2 separate regions of the Homo sapiens genome follow, and region 1 is linked to region 2. A link is a loop called in an ENCODE intact Hi-C map of the cell type or tissue named here. Cell type or tissue: ovary. All regions are shown on one strand. Region 1 holds the start of LOC124904078 (a long non-coding RNA gene). Region 2 overlaps BAIAP2 (BAR/IMD domain containing adaptor protein 2).

What was found. A loop is a pair of places that touch in the nucleus more often than their neighbours do. Peaks named below come from ENCODE experiments on the same cell type or tissue, not always from the same donor. Only the 100,000 strongest peaks of a DNase experiment are listed, where the experiment ranks them.
Region 1: it touches region 2 in a loop (3-fold over the local background); 100 of 110 quality-filtered maps call a loop at or near these places.

What each region holds. Positions count from the first base shown.
Region 1 is chr17:81,020,704-81,028,703 of GRCh38, forward strand. LOC124904078 (a long non-coding RNA gene) reads right to left here and starts at 215. Exons shown (of 2, transcript XR_007065934.1): 1 at 1-215. RefSeq lists an enhancer at 3,159-3,218. In ovary, a CTCF peak has its summit at 3,283 (motif pointing right); a DNase peak (open chromatin) is centred at 3,260.
Region 2 is chr17:81,094,007-81,102,006 of GRCh38, forward strand. BAIAP2 (BAR/IMD domain containing adaptor protein 2) reads left to right here. Exons shown (of 14, transcript NM_001144888.2): 7 at 5,922-6,074. Among named protein-coding and RNA genes, the nearest start is that of MIR657, 27 kb to the right of the region's middle. RefSeq lists enhancers at 823-1,117, 1,735-2,624, 2,625-3,514, 7,695-8,000. In ovary, CTCF peaks have their summits at 3,584 (motif pointing left) and 7,902 (motif pointing left); DNase peaks (open chromatin) are centred at 1,025, 2,907, 3,525 and 7,925; H3K27ac peaks cover 2,381 bases.

The DNA of each region.
Region 1 (8,000 bases), 73 kb before region 2:
CCCGTCTGCGGTGCAATCGTGGACAGGATAGCCTGGGCTCCACCGTGCTTGGTTAAAGGGGCCGAAGGAGGCCCCAGGAGGTCAGCTCAGGGGGTTCCAGCTTGCCCCTCCTGGGGGGGGTGGTCTTCGTTGAGGTTTGGTGGAGATGCTCCTGGAGGTGCACCTTTGCTCCACAGCTGAGGCTGGGCCTCACGTTGGGAGCAGCCGGCAGCATTGAGAGCTGCATTTGGGGGGCGGGGAGGCAGTAACAGCAGCCACACCCAGGGGCAGAGCCAGCTGCACCCCAGCCAGCACAGGGCCTGCGGTTGGACTAAAGGCTGGTCCTTGGGCCAGGCTGGCTCCGGTGTTTCCCTTCAGCTCTCAGGTTCTCTCCAGCCTTTCCGGAAACCTACTCATCTCCCAGTTTCCTGCCAAGAAACCCCATTACTACTGAAGTCTCAGACTCTCGACTGCCAGGCCTGGTGGGTGAAGCTGCCTCCAGCCGGGAAGAGGCCTTGGAGGCGCCGGGAGGGCCCAGCTTCCCCGTGCCCGGCCGCGTGGCCTTGGGAAAGCCCCTCAGTGCTCCGGGCCTCCGTGTCCCTTTCCACACCATGAGGCTCCTGGCATTTCTCCTGTGGCCTGTGGGGTGTCACTGGGGCAGGAGTGGGCCGGCTCCCTGGCTCCCGGCCACCACCCCTCAGCATGGTCTGCTTGGCAGCCAGGGACAGTCTGGGCTTCCACCCAAAGCGTCTGCAGGGAGCAGGTGGGGACGTCCATCCACTGTGCTGTGTCCAACCGCGTCTGTCGTGTTTCTCCACGGAGAGCACCGGGCAGTCGAGGGGGTGCAGGGACTGCGGGGCCTCCCTACAGACACAGTCTGGGTGCCTGGCAGCTCAGGGACCTCCTTTCACACCCTCTACCACCTGCAGATGCCCCCCACATGTGTCTGTCCTCGCTGCTTCTGAAACTCCCCTTGGGCCAAAAGGTGCCCCTGGGTTGGGTCCAGGGAGGCCCCATGTAGCTGAAGGAGCTGAGATTTGGGCCAAAAACCTGCAAGGGGAAGGCAGGTGTAGGGTGTGGACTCCACGGCGTCCTCCAGGCTCACTTCCCCGATGGAAACTGAATGGGAGAACTGACATTTCTGGGAGAATTCCGGCTCCTTTGAAAAAGGCGGCACGCAGAAGACGCTCAACACCATCGCCACCAGGAAATGCAAGTCAAAACCACCAGGAGGCTGGGCGCAGTGGCTCACGTCTGTATTCCCAGCACTTTGGGAGGCCGAGGTGGGTGGATCACCTGAGGTCAGGAGTTCAAGACCAGCCTAGCCAACATGGTGAAACTCCATCTCTACTAAAAATACAAAAATTAGCCGGGCATGGTGGTGGGCACCTATAATCCCAGCTACTCTGGAGGCTGAGGTATAAGAATCGCTTGAACCCAGGAGGCAGAGGTTGCAGTGAGCCAAGATCGCAGTACTGCACTCCAGCGTGGGCGACAGAGCGAGACTCTGTCTGAAAAACAAACAAACAAAACCACCAGGAGATCTGCCTCACACCTTCAGGATGGCTAGAATTAAAAAAACAAAAACAAAAAACAGAAAACCAGTGTGGTGAAGCTGTGAGGAACTGTACCCTGGCTGGCAGGGAGGTAAAATGCTGCAGCCGCTGTGGAAACCAGTTTGACAGTTTCCCAAAAAGCTAAACATGGAATTTCCATAAGAACCAGCAACTCCACTCCTAGGTACAGACCCAAGCAAGTATCCATCCACTGCCAAATTGAGAAACCAAATGTCAGACATCCCTCCCATGGGGAGCTATCCAGCCATCAACAGGCGGGAAGTTCTGATACAGGCCACAGCGTGGATGAACCCAAGGACATCATGCTCAGTGGAAGAAGCCACATACTGTGTGGTTCCAGTCCCACGAAATGTCCAATGGGCCAGTGCCCAAGGACAGATGCAGGGGAGGGACCACCAGGGCGGGGGAGCGGCCACCAGGGCAGGGAAGGGACCACCAGGGCGGGGGAGGGACCACCAGGGCGGGGGAGTGGCCACCAGGGCGGGGGAGGGGCCACCAGGGTGGGGGAGGGGCCACCAGGGCGGGGGAGGGGCCACCAGGGCGGGGGAGGGGCCACCAGGGCGGGGGAGTGGCCACCAGGGCGGGGGAGGGGCCACCAGGGCGGGGGAGGGGCCACCAGGGTGGGGGAGGGGCCACCAGGGCAGGGGAGGGGCCACCAGGGCGGGGGAGGGGCCACCAGGGTGGGGGAGGGGCCACCAGGGCGGGGGAGGGGCCACTAGGGCCAGGGAAGAGCCAGTGATTGCCAGTGGCTGGGGTTTCCTTTTGGGGTGATGAAAATGTTTTGGGGGCCGGGCACGGTGGCTCATGTCTGTAATCCCAGAACTTTGGGAAGCTGAGGCGGGTGGATCACCTGAGGTCAGGAGTTCGAGACCAGCCTGGCCAACGTCGCGAAACCCTGTCTCTGCTAAAAATACAAAAATTAGTGGGCGTGACGGCAGGCACCTGTAATCCCAGCTACTCGGGAGGCTGAGGCAGGAGAATCGCTTGAACCCAGGAGGTGGAGGTTGCAGGGAGCCAAGATCGCGCCACTGCACTCCAGCCTGGGCGACAGAGCAAGACTCCATCTCAAAAAATGTTTTGGAACAAGGTGGAGTTGCCACTGTACATCATGAATGTGCTGAATGGCACCACATTGGACTGAACAGAACACTTTAAAATGGGTAATTTTATGTTATGTGAATTTTACCTCAATTTAAGAAAAAGATGTCGTAGGGCCGTTTGAAACGCACATCAGAAGGAGCGAATTTCCTGCAGAGCTGAGCCTCCCAGGGCGGCCACACCTTCCCCACACGTTCCCTCGGCAGGTTCCAGGCGGAACACACCGCTCGTCTGCAGGCGCTTGGTGGTGGAGCTGTTTCACACGCGGGAGCTTCTCTTCCCCGCGCCAGCCCAGGAGGAGGGTGTCACTCCTCCCTTCCAAAGACCAGCGACAGGACAGGAGAAGCTTCTGTGACTTTGCCGGGATCAGAGAGAGTCCAGGATTCCAGCCTAGTCCTATCAACCCTGTATCTTGGTGCTCCACCTGCCAACCACCCAGATGCAGGGGCCAGCACAGGACGGCCACTATCCGAGTCTGTGACCTCTCCCTTGTCCCTGATGTCACACCCCACTTGCTGTGGCCTCTCTATGCTGGTCTCCACAATGCTCAGCCGTCTTCGTCCGGGACACTGCACCCCTTCCGCCGCGCAGCCCACCAGCTACCACTCCCAGGCTGTCCACCAGGTGGCAGTGAAGGTCACCGATGTCAAGTTCGTGGCTCACCCTCCCAGCCCTGCACCCACCCTGGCTGCAGCAGAGTGGTGGGGGCCCAAGGAGCCCTCCAACCTCGTCAGGCCAGGGGGCTGGGATGCCAGGGACCACTTCTCCTGCACAGCAAAGCTTATTATAAAATCCAAATGCGGCTGGGCGTGGTGGCTCACGCCTGTAATCCCAGCACTTTGGGAGGCCGAGTTGGGCAGATCGCCTGGGGTCAGGAGTTCAAGACCAGCCTGGCCAACATGGTGAAACGCCGCCTCTACTAAAAATACAAAAATTAGCTGTGTGTGGTGGCGGGCACCTGTAATCCCAGCTACTTGGGAGGCCGAGGCAGGGGAATCGCTTGAACCTGGGAGGCAAAGGTTGCAGTGAGCCAAGATCGTGCCACTGCATTCTAGCGTGGGCGACAGAGCAAGACTGTCTCTCAAAATAAATAAATAAATAAAAATATATAAAACCCAAATGCAGCCAACACCGTGGCTCATGCCTGTAATCCCAGCATGATGGGAGGCCAAGGAAGGCAGATCACTTAAGTCCAGGAGTTTGAGACCAGCCTGGGCAACATAGCGAGACCCCATCTCTACAAAAACACAAAACCTAGCCAGGCGTGGTGGCGCGCATCTGTAGTCCCAACTACTCAGGAGACTGAGGTGGGAAGATCCCTTGAACCCAAGAGTTCAAGGCTACAGTGATCCAAGATCTAACCACTGTCCTCTAGCCTGAGCGACAGAGAGAGAGCCTGTCTCAAAACAAACAACTCCGGCCGGGTGCAGTGGCTCATGCCTGTAATCCCAGCACTCTGGGAGGCCGAGGCGGGCGGATCACGAGGTCAGGAGATCAAGACCATCCTGGCTCACATGGTGAAACCCCGTCTCTACTAAAAATACAAAAAAATTAGCCAGGCATGGTGGCAGGCGCCTGTAGTCCCAGCTACTCAGGAGGCTGAGGCAGGAGAATCGCTTGAACCCGGGAGACAGAGTTTGCAGTGAGCCAAGATCGTGCCACTGCACTCCAGCCTGGGCGACAGAGCAAGACCCCGTCTCAAAACAAAACAAAACAAAAAACACAACAAAAAAACTCCAAATGCACCTGAGTCCCAAGTCCAGTCTCCCAGGCTTGACGCAACAAGGGCAGGGCCCCTTCCAGCCAAGCTAACCCAGCCTCTCCTCCAGCACCTCCAGCCTTTTGGAGACCCTGCCCTGCCCAAAACCACTTGGAAATCACCAACTCAACTTTCCTTGGAACGCACCAGGGCACTCCAATGACGCCGTGTCCTAGCTGGAGTGCCTCGGCTTTTGCAATCCTGTGCAGAATCAAGGTTTTCCCTTGAGCCAAAGAATGAAGAATTACGGCTGAATCCAACACCACTGGCTCCAGGGCCTCTGAAAGCCGAGTCCTGAGGCCGCACAAAGGACTCTGTTGGCTCCTGCAGCCGCAGAGAAAATCTCAAAATCTGAGTGAGAATTAGCGGCAGATTCCAGGGATCAGCAGCCAGCTCTTCACACCAGCCTCGTCTCTGGGCATTGGAGCCACGCCGGCAAAGGTCACGTGCAGCCAGTTGGACGAGGGGTAAAATGCCACCCGAATCTGTTTAGAGTAATTGTTTTCCCCCAGTGGATGGAATATTCTTTTCATCTGGGCAGCTAGGAAACAGCTAAAGTTTTCCATGAACCTCTACAAAGATTTCTGTGTCTTCCAACTTTGTGAGAAGAAAAAGAACTTGCTGGGGGAAATGATATTCTCGAGCTTAACACTCAAATCATGTTTTCTCGAAATCATGTTACTTTCTGGCCAAGTATGCCGGCGAAGCCACTGAGACACGCTCCGCACATCTTTAGAACATAAAGGCCCTGGCAGTAGCTTGCGGCGCTCTTTGGAAAACTGCTTGGCTCTCACTGGAAACACAGCCACGCCTCCTCTGGGCCCCGGTAGCTCTGGCGTTAAGTCGGCTGGAGACTGGCTTGGCCACGGCCGCCATCTCTAGCCAGCCCTGGGGCAACTGCCCCCGGCTGCGTCCCACCCTGCCCGCCTCCTAGCCCCTAGCCAGAGGCAGCTGTGTGGCTCCGTGGCTGGGCTGGGGCGCTGCGGCTCTGCGCACGATAAGCCAGGGAGCTCCTTCCTTAGCACTACTGGCTCCAGGAGCACCTATTTAGGTAAACTCCATTCCTGCAGGTGTCCTCCCCGCTACACATCCAGCCTGGCCCCTCGGCCAGTTTTGCCTTCACCCTGTGCAGTTCATCAAGACATCCCCCTTTCATCAAAGCTCTTCTAGCACATTCTGAGGCGAGCCATAGAGGGACATGAGGGTAGTTACGTCTCATCAAAGAGAAAGGGACCTCATATTTCTGGAGCACCTACCATGCACACGGGCTGACTGTGGGCTCCCATGGCCGGTGGGACAAAGGGCCCCAGCTGCTGTGTGGTCTGATGCTGTGCAAATGAACATCTGTGCGAGTGGCCACGCTTCCCCATCGGAGCAGCCCTGTCGGGTCAGCGCGGCCAGAAAGCTGCGTTGCACTTCCCCTGTTAGGGTCTAAGGTGGAAGACCCCTTCCAGATGTCCTTGGTTTCTAGATGGACAAGAAGAAATAGCGTGTGGCTCTCAGGTTAGGAGAAGGAAGCAGAGTGCCAGGAAGAGCCGGGAAGGAGGAGGCACCAGGGCACCTGAGGCTGTCACTGTTCCACCTCCGGGGGTACACGTCTGGACCACTCATGACAGGCCCCACTGCATCACGACCCCAGACAGGAGACGGCAGGGCAGCCTCAGACTCCCCTGCCTAAGTTCAACTCCGAGCACCGGGGCAGGCGTGCTTCCTGCATGTCACTGGGGAGGCCATGCTCTCTCTCGTGTATCTGGACTCACGACGTCCACCCGGCTCGTCTGTATTCCGTCTGGGTGGACGTGACACTGGGCTGCTCCACTGGGAAAACACTGACCAGTCATCGGAATGTTTACGGAGACAGTGTCAGGCAGCGGGCCAGGGAAACTCTGTCCTCGAAGTCCCCCACCCTCTAGGCACCTAAGTGGGGTTTTATAGGATCTGCTGCAAGAAGATAAAGTGAGATTTTAGGGCTGAAGACAACATTTCAAAATCTGGCTTTAAATAAACATGGAATAAAAGAGAGAGAGAGAGAGCGCGAGCAAGAGTGAGAGCGCGGAGCCTCCAGCAGCTGAAATTAGAAGCAGCCAGCCCCGGGCAGGGAAGCCATCTGCGCGGCGCCCAGCAGCATGGAGACGTCTGGGTCCTCCCTGACGGCATGCGAAGCGGCACCCGCAGGTACAGCTCTGCTGTCTCCTGTCTGCAGGGACCTGCGGGAACACACTGAGGTCTTGTTTTCCAGGTGTCCTCCAATTTCAGATTCTGAAGAACAGATTCCCTCCGCTCCCATCCAGAAATACCTTTCAGATCACTTTCAAGGCAGTTTAAGTCATTTAAGAAGCAGAGTGATAAGAAAACAAAGACAACGTTTCAGGCGGTAAATGAAGACTAATTATACTGAGCGTTAAGCAAAGTTCGTCTTTCTTCGTCTTTGCTCAGGGAGGTTGAGCCGAGTACGGCCCCCAGTGCCAGGAGGGGCCAGTGCTCAGTGTCCTCACACAGGTCCGTCTTCCTGCTCACCCAGTCACTGGCCACTCTCACCCCATGCTGGGTTCAGAAGATGGCGAGTGGGCCTGGGACTGGGGCGGGCTCCCACTCCTGCCCGGGGTGGTGCTGCGTTGTGGGCACCCGTGTCCCTCCTCCCCCTCCACCCTGCCCAGCTCCAGACGTGTGGCTGAAGCGGCCAGCTCGGCCAGTTCGTCCCGGCGCCACATGTGTCCTTCCTCCGGCCCCAGACCCCAGCCTCACCTGGGCCAGTGCAGGAGAGCCCAGCTACGCTGGGTGCGCTTCAGGCTGTCACCTGCCCGAGTTATTTAAATCCACATTGTCAGCTAATGTATTCTAATAAGCAAGTGGGTGACCGGGCTGGCAGGCTCCGGATGACGCTGACATATAGCAAGGGGGGGAGGAGCACGGAGCGAAACTCTGAGACTCACTTGCGCCCCGGTGCTCACCCCCGCACTGCCTCCCACAGGCACCTGGAGTCACGCCACGCGATGTGAGCTGGATTATATAAGGGGGCTTGTTGCTGGGGAACCTCTCCCCGCCCACCCCCGCCAGGGCAGGCTCTGGAGGGAGGCCACATGTCGTCTGTCCCCACCACCCTCAGAAGGAAGCCCCTCTGGCCTTTCTGGCCTGGTCTGTAGGGAAGCTCTGTCTGTAGGCCGCCTCACTTTGAGGGCTGAGGCTGGACCACGGCAACACAGGGTCAGGAAGGGCCCGAGAGGCCATGCCCACACTCCTCTGCCCATGTGTTGCTCAGAGCAGGCAGGGTCTCCCTGCCTTAGAGACAGTGGCCTCATCCTGTCCTCCAGAACTTCCTCCCCATCACGGGCCACGTACTCTCTGCGAGAGGAGAGAGGGGACATCAGATGCCCGGATGGGCAGCAATGCATCTCCCTGGCTATGGCCAGAAGTCTGGCCAACACTATGGCTGCAGGACAGCCATGAGCCACGCTGGGTTGTGGGCAGCAAACCCAAGGCACCATCTGCCAAGGAGGCCAGGTGAGAACCACGTCTGGGGTGGCAGAAGGGCTGAGCCGTCAGCAGGACCCTCGCGCCTCACAGCCCCAGCTCCACTGCGGGCAGTC
Region 2 (8,000 bases):
CAGGAAAAACAGGAGTGTGAGGAGCCAGGAGCCACGGAGCCCTCTCAGGGCTTCTGCATCCGCAGCTGACACAGGGACCCTCAGTGTCCCCGGGGCCAGGGCAGCCAGGGGTCGGGCACTCTGCTTCCCCAAGCCTCAGGGCTGGGCCACTCGAACATCTTAGCCCCCACTTCTCCTGCATCTTGCCAACCCTTTGCTGGCTCTTGGGGACAGCTTGGTCTGTGATCCTCTAGCCTGTTTGTGTGTCTAGCCCACTGGTGTGGACAGAAGCGACCTGCTGTCTCCTGTGCCCGTGGGCATGTGCTCACCAGACTGTCCATCCCAATACCAAGCTGTGGGTCTGTTGGGACCTGTTGTTCCTGGGCACCCCTTGCCAATCTGCTGAAAGCTCTGGGCCTTTTTCCCAGGAAAATGGGGACCGTCAGGGCTCATGGATCCCTGATCCTGCCAAAGTGGCACTGTTCCCTTCCTGAGGATCTTCCTGTAATGCCTTCCTTGGGGAGCGGAATGACCAGCTCTTCCACCTGCCACCGGGGCCAGAGGGTGCGGCTTACCCTCTGCTCAGCCCAGCCCGGGTCTTGCTCAGAGCACGTGTGTTCAGCGTGAGATTTAAGGGTCCTCCCATCTCCTTTTAACCACCTGCCATGCTGCCCTCCCTCCTCTGCCTGGGTACCGTGCCCATCAGCCTGGGAGGCCTGGTCAGTGGGTTTTAGAGCAGCCACTGGCTGCAGCCTGCAGGTGGCCAGTGACCATGTGCTACTTGGGGCACCTGATTCTCACCCCACACACCACAGCTGACCGGTCCGCAGCCGCATCCTTTCGAGTAAGTGTTACCCATGGTGACAGCTGAAGGCCAAGAATTACGTTCTCATTCATATGCTGCAGGGGACCTGGGGGGTTAAAGAACGTGGGAAAGCTGCAGCAGCCGTGGCGGATGAGGTAAACCAAAGCCGCCTTGGTTTTTTCTGGAATGCCCCTCCCCCACTCTGAGTCACCGCATGCTGCGGAGAGGAGAGATGTGTTCTGATCACTTTTGTCTTCTCTGATCACGGGGCTGTTCAGCCCAGGGTGACTAAGTGGGAGCATTCTGTGGGTCTTAAATGCTTTCAGCTGGGTGTTTCCATAGTGCTGTCGCCATGGCACCCAGCTAAGCACGCAGCCGGTGGCTCAGCGGCGGGCGGGGACTGGAGGGGGCCAGCCACTGGGACTGCCTGCCCATGGGGCAGGCTCAGGGCCGTTGTAAATGGCCGGGCTGCCAGGTAGGAGGTACAGACCAGGCCGTGCTCTGTCCCCTGCACTTTCCACACAGCTCGGACGTGCCCCGTATAGGTCATCCCCGTCCAACAGCAGGTCACAGTTGGCCGGGCCCTGCAGTGCTGGCCGCCACCTCCTCTCCTCCCCGTCCCCGCACCGGCCCCTTGTGTGGTGAAGCTCCTGCCTGGCCTAGATTTCCAGGATCTGCCCTGTACAGTCGTGGCCTCTCTGTATGAGGAGTCAGTGTCCTGGAACAGCAGGTGAGGAGAGGCAGCTGTCATTCCTAGACAGAGTGGCAGCCGCATGTCATGCGCTGACTCAGGCTCTGCCATAGCCAGATGCTCATGTGGGGGCTCCAAGGCAGGAGGTGTCAGCTCCCCCCGTCCTTCGGGGGCTGGCCATCCCTGCCTTGCTGCTCTGGGAACATCTCTCCTCCCTGTCCCCAGGATCTGGAGGGGCCCCGCCAGAGCACCGTGCAGCCGTACTTTCTGTCTCTCCCCCGACTTCCCCTGGGTTTCTCTTGTGACCTGTGTGCCACTCCCAGCCATTTACGGGGCTCCTTTGAGTAAGTGGAAGACTTAAAAATAAAACACCAACTCTCTTCCCGGCCAGGGAGGCTGCCGTACCCTGCTAATGAGGCCAGTACCCCTCGCTGTACTCTCCCCTGGGGAACTGAGCATGAGCGTGAGAAAGTACCGTAGCCTAAAAACCCAGAAACCGCCTGTAGGGTGGGCAACCGGAGCAGCTCCAGGGGCCTTAGTTTGGAAGGTGCCGTTCTCAGGGTGAGGAGACCCAGGGGGCCCTGCAGCCTAGTTTACACTGCTGTCCTGGGGTGACCACTCCAAGCAGCACCTTCTCTTCCCCCGAGTCCTATTCAGACAGCAACCAGTGTGGAGGCCGTGGCTCTGGGCAGCCCCCTGGGCCTGCCTTTTCTCAGTGCCTCAGTTTCTTTTGCCAGGCGTTGGATCTCCTGCTGAGTGCTCTCTGGCCCTGAGCTCTCTGCCCACCATGCTTTCCGGGCCGGCCACCGCTGGAAAAGTCCCCAGGGAGGGCACAGAATCCTCATGATGGGGTGCGTTGGGGGTTTCTCCATGGAACCTCACACACATTCCTGAGGCTGCCCCACTTAAGGGATTCTGGGCACCGAATAGCTCCCTCCAAAGCAGGCACCCCCATCACAGGCCACTCAGAGCCTGGAGGCGCACCCCAGCATCCCTGGCAGTTCCCTGCGGGAGGAGCGGGGCAGGACCCTGCAGGCGGCCTTGGAACAGGCCTGGGTGTTGGTCTGAGTGGTGTTGCAGGGGCATGGGTGGGTGCTCATCTCCAGGCCCCTCCTTGTGCACAAGCCCACTTGTTTCTCGGAGCACACCCTCCCCACCCAGTCCCTTTGATCCTGAAGGTCAGGAAAGGAGTCCAGCAGCCAGGCTGAGGCTGGAGCACAGCGGGCTCAGGTGTCCTCCTCCATGGCTGCAGTATGTGGCGTCCTGGCCACGGCCATCATGCCCTCCCCAGGCCCCAGGGTACCCCTGAATCTGGCTGTCGCACTCTACCCCTTCCTGGAGAAGGAGCCTCAGAGGTCACTGGAGGTTCTTGGGAGCAGGAGCAGGAAGCCCTGGTAGGTGCATGTTGCATAACCAGAGGAAAAGTACTTCGCGCTCCAGCTGTGGAGGAGGAGGAGGTGGAGGAGAAAGTAGAGGAGGAGAAGAAGGAGAAAGGAGAGGAGGAGGAGGAGGAGGCAGCGGCAGTGGGGGTGGCGGCAGAGGCCTCAGCATGGAGCAGAGCTTGCTGGAAAGTCTGCTTAAGGTTGCCTTGCAGGGCCTCTCACCTGTGATCAAACTTCTCACTTCCTAAATGCCATCTCAGGTCCCCTTTAGGTGACCCTGTGGCCAGGCCCTACAGCGCCTCTGGAGGGTCAAGGCCTACTGGGGATAGGAGTAGCAAGCCCGTTGTTTTGAGGGGCAGGTGGGGTTTAGTGTGGGAAAGCAGGGTGGGCTGCAAGGGCAGGGGAGCGCCGGGCTCCGTGTTGGGGGATGTGGCTGGGCAGGCTCTGGCCTTGGGGACAGCATGGTCTGCTCACACTGGCCAGCAGGCAGAGCCAGTGCCCGGTGGTAGTGCTGGGACCGACCCACACCCTGCCAGGCTGGTTCTCACCCCTGTAGTGGAGGCTTGCGGGGGTAGGCAGCCAGGGAACAGGCTGCTCCGCTCCCCTCCCCGCCGCCCACCCGGCCCGGCACTGCCCACCCACGCTGAGTCAGAGCTGTAGGCGGGGCGGCCGCGAGGCTGAGTCAGGCAGGGGAGGCCGCCCCCTTGCGGAGGCCGCATCTTCTTAAGAGCCGATTCTGAACTGACCACTCCTTGACGGGCAATCCCGGTGGACGGGGGGTCTGAGTCCTGCTGTGGAGGGTCTGCCTGAGGCCGGTAGGGGCTCAGCCCAAGGTAGGTAGGCACAGGAGGAGAGGCGAGACAGAGGAGAGCTGGAAAGACCTTCCTGGCAGAGGAGAAGCTGGCTCCCTGCTGAAGCAGCTAGCCTCCTGCGGCCTCCCAGGAGGGGCCTGGGTGTGTCCCTGGGGACAGGGTCTGTGCCTCGGGTGCTCCTCCCTTGCCCTCACCAGCCACCCACAGCCTCATCAGCGTTTTGGGATGGAAAGTTTCCAGCCTACAAAACCGGAGAGCCCTTGACATCCAGGGTCCCAGTCGAGCCCTCCCACTGTCGGGCTGGGGTTCTGGAATCGGGAACCCCGGGTGCCGGGTGTCAGCTGTGCCATAGGGCTGTGGTGTCACGCGCTACCCCAGACCTCAGGCACATGATCCCCAGGCCAGCTGGGGTCATGGAGGGGCCAGCGGGGGGTGGGGAGGCATGCTCCTCCCAGAGGGACAGAGGCAGAGAGCCCTGGGGTTTGGAACTGTCACTTCCACCTACAGCCCTGTTGGTCAGGTGAGTCATACAACAAGCCCTGCACCCATGGGCAGGCTGGGAGGCGCCTCTGCCCAGGATGGGAGCACAGTCCGGGGCCTGGGAGGCAGCGGCCGCCCTCAGCTTCTTCGCCACTCTCTCCCCCAAACTCCCCCTCTCCAGTTTCCTCCCGAGGCTCACGTTGGAGAGGCCTGGGCTCAGCTACAGTTTCTTGGTCTGGCTTTGCTTGCACTACTTCTTTTAAAGTTTTTTTTTTTTAAATTGTGATAAAATACACGTAACTAATACAGTTGACCACGGTAACCATCTTTAAGTGCACAGTTCAGCGGCATTAGCGCATTCATGGGGTTGTGCGATCACCACCACCATCCATCTCCAGAACTTTCCATCTTCCCAAACTAAAGCTCTTAGTACCCTCCGTCCTGGTGTGTTCAGAATCGGTAGCTGGATCTGGAAGCTCTGTCAGGTTGAGACTCAGTTTTCCTTTTGGGGAAATCATTTTGGCTGGAGCAGCTTCTGTCGTCTTTGCTGGAACCCTTTCTGGGCCGACTGTGTGTCCACCAAGAAGCACAGAGTGGCCAAGACGTGACAGCCGCCATGGTCAGAGCCAGGGCCACAGACGCAAGGGCTGCCGAGCGGCTGACCGCCGGGTCAGGGTGGGGACCGCCTGCTGGCTGCCCTGGTTCTAGGGTCTGGCTTGACTACCTGTCTTTCCTGTGCCCAAGAGCACCTGCCAGGGCTGAGGGTTTTCCAAAGCTTCCGCGTTTGTCTGGGACACATTCTCCCCGTCCCCCCATCCCCCCATCCCCCCATCCCCCCATCCCCCCATCCCACGGGGACACCCGGGTGGGCACTCAGGCAGCTCCAAGGTGGAAGGGCAGCAATCAGGCCTACTTCTCATTCCTGGTTCCGTGCTGGCCCCTCACCTGGGCACACCCTGTTCCGAAAGGCGTGACCTGTGGATCTGATCTTGCTGTCCCCGTGGACGCTGGTCTTGCTTTCTGGGCTCCCAGTCTCCGCTCGGTGACCTCTTGTCTGATCCTCCCCACGAACTTCCTTCTCACGTTCTCCCTTGGTGCACGCTTATCCGGAAACCAGGCAGCCAGGTGTCTTAGCGTCCCGCTCCCCGTCATTCAGAGCCGGAGCCGGGTGGGAGAGGAGATGAGGTGCGCCCGGAGTCCCCTCTGCAGCAGAGGGCTTCCCTGGGGTCCTTGGCCACTGTCCTGGGCTCCAGCTCTCCTGCCTTTCGTGCTGGGGCTGAGATGGCTGAGATGGCTGAGATGGAGGGGCCCTGGAGGCAGAGGCACAGGTGAGAGTGCTCCAGGCAACAGGGGGAAGGACCAAGAAGCTGTCCTGGGGCCCATGGAGCTGGGGCGCATCCACACCCAGGCTTCTGTGCCTTGGCCACAGGGAGGTGCACGCGACCCCACCCCACAGCAGGAGCCCTGAGATGAGGCTGGCCCCCTGCCAGAGCCTCCTGCTGGAGGCAGGACCCTCCACTCACCCAGAGTGGTCCCGGGGCAGGGAAGCCTTCTGGGGATGTGGCCATCGGGCATCTCCTGAGTGGTCCCGGGGTAGCTGAAGCCTCCTGGGGGCGTGGTTGTCTCCTGAGTGGCCGCAGATGCTGTTTTGTTTCCAGCTGCTCTGCATGAATGAGACGTGTCCTTTGACTGAGTCCGTGGGGCTGCCCCAAACCGGTCCTGACAGGCGTCCTTCCATCGCTGGCTGAGCCTTTCTCCCTTTCCCTCCACAGTACATCGACGCCATCAGCAACAAGCAGGGCGAGCTGGAGAATTACGTGTCCGACGGCTACAAGACCGCACTGACAGAGGAGCGCAGGCGCTTCTGCTTCCTGGTGGAGAAGCAGTGCGCCGTGGCCAAGAACTCCGCGGCCTACCACTCCAAGGTGAGGCGGCTGGGGGCTGCGCTGTGCCGGCGCTGGGCCTTGCTGGCAGAAATGACCCAGGCCCCTGCCCCAGCCCCAGCCCCGTGAACACACCGGGGCAGTGTCCAGGCTCGAACTCTCGTTTATTTCGGGTTTTCTTGGGGGTGAAGTTCTGGGAGAATTACCAGGTCACAGGGTGCAGGCATTTTGAAGACTCACATTAGAAATTGCCACCTGCAACCAGGGAGAGTCTGATGGGCTTTCAAGGCCTTCTAGAACATTCTTCTAGAATGTTCTTGGCTCTTCTGCCACAGCCATGTCCTGGGCAGGTGCAGGCTGACGCCAGGCAGGGGACGGTCATGCTCCGTGCTGGGTGCCGGAGTCCCGGTGGGACACCTGGTGGGTGGCCTCTGTGTCCTCACTTGCTCTTCCTGTGGCCCCTCTATCCACAGTCCTGGGGTACAGCCTCTGGGCTCATGGCTCTGCTCACCCGAGGCACTGAGGACCCCCAGCCCCAAGCCTGGGTCCCCAGCCACCCAAGACCACTGTGCCACTGGGCCCCTAGGCCACCCAAGACAACCATGACACTGGCCCCAGGTCCAGCAGCTGCCATAGCTCGGCTGTCGTACGTGGACCTGCCACCCCTCACCCAACCCAAACCTGCCCTATCTCTTTGCTTCCTGGGTAGCCAGGGGCCCTGCCTGGCTCTCAGGTGGCCTCCCCAGTCCCTCCCTCACTGCTCCAGAGTGGCCTCCCTGGGACTCAAACCTGGTCACAGGGTCCTCCCCTGGCTCCCAGGCTCTTGGTGACCTGTGCCTCTACCACCTCTGCCTGCACCCCTGAGCCACTGTGGTCCCAGGTGGGGCCTTGGGTGGTGGCCACATGCTGCTGCCCTCGTGACCTCTGAGAGACCCCTCTGCCCGTCATCTGTTGAGGGCCCCTCCTTGGGCCGGTAGACTCTTGGCCCTGTGTTTCCCGCTAGGCGTCCCCCGGCACAGTCCTGCGGCCCTGTGTCTCCCGCTAGGTGTCCCCCGGCACAGTCCTGCGGCCCTGTGTCTCCCGCTAGGCGTCCCCCAGCACAGTCCTGCAGCCCTGTGTTTCCGGCATCCCCAGCCTTGTCGTTCCTTGTGGGGGAATCCCGCCCTGGGATCCGCCATGTCCCAGGACCAAGCCTGGCCCTGCTGAACCAGGAGCGAGTTCCTCAGGGACGGGCTGCAGCAGCCCCCTCCATGGATATCCTGAGCCCCGATGTGAGCAAGGGGATCCCCTCCTAGGAGGCTGACTTAGCCCCCAGAGCAGGCAAGGCCCAGAGGCCAGACTCCCCACCGGGAACAGGCAGGGCCAGCAGGCCCCTGTTCACCCATAGTCCATGGGTAGGAGTTGGGATGGGATCACATGTGTCCCCTGGAACATTCTGGAACATTTCAAGAGTTTCGAAGATGTAGTTCCGGAGCCAAGCCCACCAGGGAGGCCCTGGTCATGTCTTTCTAAAATAAAGGGTTGCAGGGATCCACGGGCTATACCTTGACACTTGTTCCCCCCACCCACCACACTCTCATGTACGTGCGCGTGCGTGCACACACACACACACGCACGTGATACAGAACCAGTGCTCCAGTCCCCACAGCCTGGGGACAGCCAGGAGACAAGTGCTCTTCCCTCCCTGGAGAGGCCCCTCCTGCCGGCCTGGGCCTGCTGGGCACTGTGGGCAGGTGCAGGCAAGGACAGCAGCAGCACCTTTGACCCCTGGAGGCAGCCTCGCTGCTGAAGGACTCAGCGGTGACAGGCTGTGCTGCCACAGCTGCCAGGCAGGGAGCGCTGTGGAGCGCAGGCCTCCCGCCTGCTAGACCCAGGACAGTGGCGGGCGTCTGCGCCCTCTGGCGGGGGCCAGGCCCCATGACGGGGCCAGGGAGTGAGAGCGGGGCTGTCAGTGGCTGGGGTGCTGCC